Linked DNA regions of Homo sapiens: region 2 is linked to region 1. The links are chromatin loops, found by intact Hi-C in ENCODE. Cell type or tissue: HepG2. All regions are shown on one strand. Each heading gives the region's core, and the rest is flanking DNA. Links, peaks and the distances in the headings are about the cores only.

The links. A loop is a pair of places that touch in the nucleus more often than their neighbours do. Peaks named below come from ENCODE experiments on the same cell type or tissue, not always from the same donor. Only the 100,000 strongest peaks of a DNase experiment are listed, where the experiment ranks them.
Region 2: it touches region 1 in a loop (4-fold over the local background); 3 of 110 quality-filtered maps call a loop at or near these places.

The regions. Positions count from the first base shown.
Region 1 is chr1:207,393,337-207,396,255 of GRCh38, reverse strand. No RefSeq gene overlaps it. Among named protein-coding and RNA genes, the nearest start is that of CR2, 60 kb to the left of the region's middle. In HepG2, for the core only: no CTCF peak of the experiment used is centred there; no DNase peak of the experiment used is centred there.
Region 2 is chr1:207,453,270-207,456,188 of GRCh38, reverse strand. CR2 (complement C3d receptor 2) reads right to left here and starts at 1,861. Exons shown (of 20, transcript NM_001006658.3): 1 at 1,713-1,861. The coding sequence starts at 1,770. RefSeq lists silencers at 1,303-1,412, 1,793-2,022. In HepG2, for the core only: no CTCF peak of the experiment used is centred there; no DNase peak of the experiment used is centred there; H3K4me3 peaks cover 375 bases; H3K27me3 peaks cover 2,137 bases.

The sequences.
Region 1 (2,919 bases), core at 307-2,806:
AACCCTTCTAGGCTAAACCCCAATTTTGAGGGCTCATCTGCCTGCATGACTTTGAAGCCCTTCTCATCACTTTCAGAATTCTTAAGGTGACATTCAAGAACCCTTATTACTGGCCCCTACCACCTCCGTGGGCTCATTTCACTCCCTGCTAATCCCTGAGACAATCAGCCACCTGCCTTCTGACAGGCCACTGAACACACCCATCTTCCTTCTGCCTCTGGCTTCTGCATTTGCCATTTGACCTGCTGTGATTCCGATGCCCTAAGGAGTTCTGCAAGATGTCGGAGGAATGTACCTTTCTTGCATTTGAATTAGCAAGGAGAAAGAGAGTGTAAAAACCCAGAGTTCCGAATCCTGAGAAAGGCATTTTATGTATGAGTGAGAGTTCAGTTCATTAAAATAACTCAAATTTTATATTAAAAAAACAGATGATACTCTGTAGATCTGTAGCCATTTGCTGGCTACCTACATGCATTTCTACTTGAATCATATTTGCTTTATTCAGTTAACAAAATCAGTTAATTCTGTATTTATGAAATGGTGTATTCCTTTGGGTCTGGATTTCTTTCTTCCCCCAAATACTTCAACTGTTTTCAATCTGAGCACAAATAGAAAACAGTGATATGTCTATGTCATCCTGGGATAAATGGGAAGTATTTTGGCGCCCCTATTTGAGGCTTGATGAAAAGAATTCATTATGTTAAAAATATCATATAGCCATTATTTTTAAAAAACATGAATTAGGAAAGGCCTCATATATTGAATTATATAAAATTTCCAAAGATTTTTAAAATTTTAAATGAGAAGCATCAGTGTTATCACTTATGTAGAGTTTTATATAACTTTTTCTTTGCTTTGCGTAGCAAAAGGAAAATAAGCTTTACTTTTTAGAGTAGTTTTAGGTACACAGCAAAATTGAGCAGAAGTTACAGAGAGTTTCCATGTATTCCCTGCCCCTATACATCCATAGCCTTCCTTATTATCAACATTCTCCACCAGAGTGGTACATTAGTTCCAATCAATGAACCTACATGGACGTATCATTATTACTCAAAGTCCACAGTTTATATTAGGGTTGATTCTTGGTGTTGTACAGTCTATGGATTTGGACAAATGTGTAATGACATGTGAGCCTCTTATCTACATGACAACAGCTAATGATCCAACAAAACCATGCAAACCAGATAGTAAACCCAAGCCCTTCGTTATAGTACTATCACATTGAGTAGTTTCACTGCCCTAAAAATCCTCTGTGCTCTGCCTATTCATTCTACCTCCTGATTCCGAACAACATCTGACCCTTTTGCTGTCTCCATAGTTTTGCCTTTTCCAAAATGTCATATACTTGGAATCATAAGCATGTAGCCTTTTCAAATTGGCGTCTTTAAATTAATGAAGTTTCCTCAATGTCTTTTCATGGCTTGGTAACTCATTTCTCCCTTCCTTCCTTTTTTTCTTTTTCTTTCTTTTTTTTTTTTAACCATTCTTGAATTAATGCATAAGGAACATGTGAAGTTTGTGAAAATCAGAAATGGTTGAAAAGCAACATTTTTGCTCATTAGTTGATAGAAAAAAAACCCTTCATTTCAAAGATTTGGATCCATTTACCACGCTGCGCATTTCTTAAGCACTGAATAATATTTCATTGTCTGGATGTCCCAAAGTTTATCCATTCACCTACTGAAAAACATTTTAGTTGCTTCCAAGTTTTGATGATTATGAATAAAGCTGCTTGTGGCTGACTGCCACAATTACTTCTTGAAACTGTCACTACAACAGTTACTACTGTTATTACTTGAGACCGTCAAGACTGAATGAAGACAGACGAACGTAGAAATGAAAACTTAAGACAAAAGAAACTGTTTTAGGCCGGGCGTGGTGGCTCATGCCTGTAATCCCAGCACTTTGGGAGGCCCAGGCGAGTGGATCACGAGGTCAAGAGATCGAGAGCATTCTGGCTAACATGGTGAAACCCCGTCTCCACTAAAAATACAAAAAATTAGATGGGCGTGGTGGTGGGCGCCTATAGTCCCAGCTACTCGGGAGACTGAGGCAGGAGAATGGCGTGAACCTGGGAGGCGGAGCTTGCAGTGAGCCGAGTTCGCGCCACTGCACTCCAGCCTGGGCGACAGAGCGAGACTCCATCTCAAAAAAAAAAAAAAAAAGCAAAACTGTTTTAAAGGCAGGGGTCAGAGGAAGAAGAAGAGAGCTCCCAGCTTCTAGTGAGCAAAGGCAGCAACCCTGAGCTTTCTATAGCCCTTCTTATTTATTGGGTAGCAAGAGCAGGGAGGAGAAGGTAACGATTGGTCAGCTGCTTAATTGATCACAGGTTCATGTTATTACTAACAGACTTCAGATGTACTTAATCACAAGATTAGGGGCGTGACTGCCTTCAGCATTCCTTCTGGGTGGCATATGCAGTTTGTCAGTTTGCCAACATTCTGCATTTATGAGAAACAGTTTGCTGCTTACTCATACAGCCTCCAGTGGCATACTGAGTTGATCACAACCCTCATTCTTTCCGCCTCCAACAGCTGCTGCTATAAACATTTGTATGCAAGTTTTTGTGTGGATATAAGTTTTCACTCCTTTGGGTAAATACGAATGAACACAATTGCTGGATTGTTTGGTTTTGCAAGAGATTGCCAAACTATATTCCAAAGTGGCTGTACCACTTTTCATTCCCATCAACAATAAATGAGAGTTTCTGTTGCTCCACATCGTCGTCAGCATTTGGTGTTATCAGTGTTCGGGATTTCGGCCATTCTCATAGGTGTGCAATGACAACTCCTTGTGTGATTTTGCATTTTCCTAAGGACATATGATGTGGAGCATCTTTTCACATGCTTATTTGCCATCTGTATTTATTCTCTGGTAAAGCATTTGGTAAGGCCTTTGGCTTGTTTTTGGTAAGTCATG
Region 2 (2,919 bases), core at 147-2,646, 60 kb before region 1:
GTGTGAGCTTCGGTGAGATCCCATTCCAAAGGGCTAGAAAGGCTGAAGACACCAGATTTTCTTCCACTGGAGGCCTTTTAGATTTTTGAACAATGGAGTGAAATAATGAAAATATATATATTTCTTAATTTTTTGTTTTCATAATTGGAAAGTGACCTATAGGTCACTCTTTAACCTTTCCAATCATAAGAACCAAAATCTCTTAAAAGAGATGAGGTTGTTACACAGGTAATTATAATGCTTAGGATGGGAATACTGGTACAAAAATGAGAAATGGACAAACAACAGAAGCACAGTAGCTTGAATGGCTGATAGGTAGACCTGGTATTTCATGGGGCTCCAGTTAAGTGACCTACATGATGCTGCTGCTGTGGCCCTGAATTGGCAGGACTGGTGAAGAATTTGATTTTCAGTTGATAATATCCTCTTTGAAATTTAGAAATAGGTGAGAAGTCAGGGACGTACTCTGCTCTTAGAAAAAGTGTGAATATACATTTGTTCAAAGGGAGTTAATATGCAGAAAAAGAAAAGAGATGAAGATAATGGTCTGGAGAAAGGTTTAAGGGTCAGGAGACAGTAAAATGTCAGGAAAGCAAAAAGTTGTAATAAACTAATATGTGCTGTATTCCAGACACCTCAATAAGCTGGATGTCCATAGAAACAATTGGACACCCAGCTTGTTAGCTTAAATGCTGGCTCCATAAAATCAAGTCTGTACAGGAGGCTTATTACTGATATTTAGTAGTAACGACTAACATCCAACTTTCTTTGCTTAGTTTCATCTGTGCTCAGGGCAGCTCAGTGAGGTGGAAGGCCAGTTAATCACTAGTTTCATTTTACAGATGAAGAAACTGAAGATCAGGGAGCTAAATGACTTGCCAAAAGTCACCCAGTTATTGAGGTCTGCACACAGTAAACGTCTTATAAACTAGGAATGCACGGTACCGTGGAGATAATTAGAAACTTAGACCCATCCTGTAGCCAAGAGACGCTAATCTTAATTATAATCTTTCTTTAAAATCAAGCCAATCTGGAGGAAAAAAAGATATAATAAACGGTGAATGAGACCTTTGCGGACGTCCACACCATTACAGTAGGTTAATAACAAGAAGAAAACAATAGTTTTAATCCATGTCTCAAAAATAACTACGGATGGTTAATGTTTAGGATCTCTACCAATATCACATTAGAGTTCAGAAAATCTGAGACCCATGCTTGGGAACCAGGTCTTACTCTTATTTAGGGAAGGGAGCCGAGGTTCTGCCGCTTTTGCTGGGCAAGAGCGCGGTTCGGGTGTACAGAAACAGCCTCACGTGGCTAGCTGGTGCCTCATGCAGTGGGTAGGTTTCCCGTGGCGAGCGGTAGCGCTGACCGCCGGCCAGAGAGCGATGAGCACCTGCAGAATCCTGGGGGCGGGGAGCCCGGCAGGAGACCGCGAGCACCCGCACGCCGCCAGCCACACCGGGCCGACCAGACAGCGCCCCTCTGTGGCGCAGCCTCCAATTCTGGAGGTCCCAGCTCCCGGAGGGGCCAGTGGGGACAATCAGGACCAGGCGGTTTATTGCAGTGGTCCCTCAAAGCTAGCGGGAGGCGGACACGCGTCGAGCACTGCCCCCACCGTCTCGCTTTTGGCCCCCTGCTTTGCATCGCGGCACAGAAACTTTCCCTGCCCGGGACGCGTCCCCACCTCCGTGCTCCCCCTCCCAGCTCACCGAGGACCCCCGGTGCGACGAGAGCCAAGAAAACCCCGAGCAGGCCCGCGGCGCCCATGCCACGGCCGAAGCCCCCGCGGCGGGATGCGTTCCGAGACCCGCGAGCGTCCGGCAGCTCTGGGAGGGCAAGGCTGGAGCAGCAAGCAGCTGTGAGCCAGGAGAGGCGGGCCCTTAAATAGTGTCCGGCACACGTGCTAGTTCTGAGCGCACACCTGCAGGCGGCCTGGGGGCTGACGCGGCGCCGGTGAGGGTGGGACAAGCGGGAGGGACGGCCCGGCACGAGGTGGGCGGGGAGCTCTGAGCCACTCTTTGGCTCAGACTCACCCCTCGTTGCGGTGGCTTCCCCACTTTTTTGACCACGCAACCCACTACACTCACTTGTTTCTCTTACTAGAACTTAAACAAAACTTTCACAAGTTAGTACTCACCCTTAGTAATCTACAATGTTCGTCCTCTGTGCCATGCTGTGTTATGCTAGACTAGGCTAGGCTATCCTATTCTTATTAGAAATCCACCAAACTCATTTCAAAACCTATTAGTGGATTCATCTCCCAGTTTGAAAAAGCAGTGTAAGTTTACTTAGGGAATTTAGGAACAGCAGCCACTTCTGCTCTGTTCTTTATTTTGAAGTAATCTCTACAGAAAAGTTTCAAGAGTACTGCAGAGAATTCCCATATACTTGTCACCCAGATTCTCTGCATGTTAACATTTTGCTGTATTTTCTTTACCATTCTCTATTCTTTCTCTATAGACATATATGTACATATATGTGATTATATAATTATAATTATATAATTATTACTTTGGAACCATCTAGCATTTATTCCTATTCTAAATGGTTCACTAAGGACTTTCTGTTCCATAACTAGAGTGCAATGATCAAAAATAAGAACTTAACATTGACACAAGACTATAAGCTACCATCTGTATTTAAATTTTGACAATCATCTCAATAACCTGTGTTATGGTAAAAACAATAACAACAATAGAAACCAACCTTTGTTTTTCCTGGTCCAGAATCATTTCAGGATCATGTATTGTGTTTGATCATTATGCCTTCCCCCCACCCCCAGTTCTTTATTCTGGAAAAATGTCCTCAGCATTTTTGGTATTGCATGACCTTTACATTTTTGACGAATACACCACAATTATTTTTGGAGAATGACTTTTAAGTCCGTTATCTATTATAATAACAAATTACCCTGAA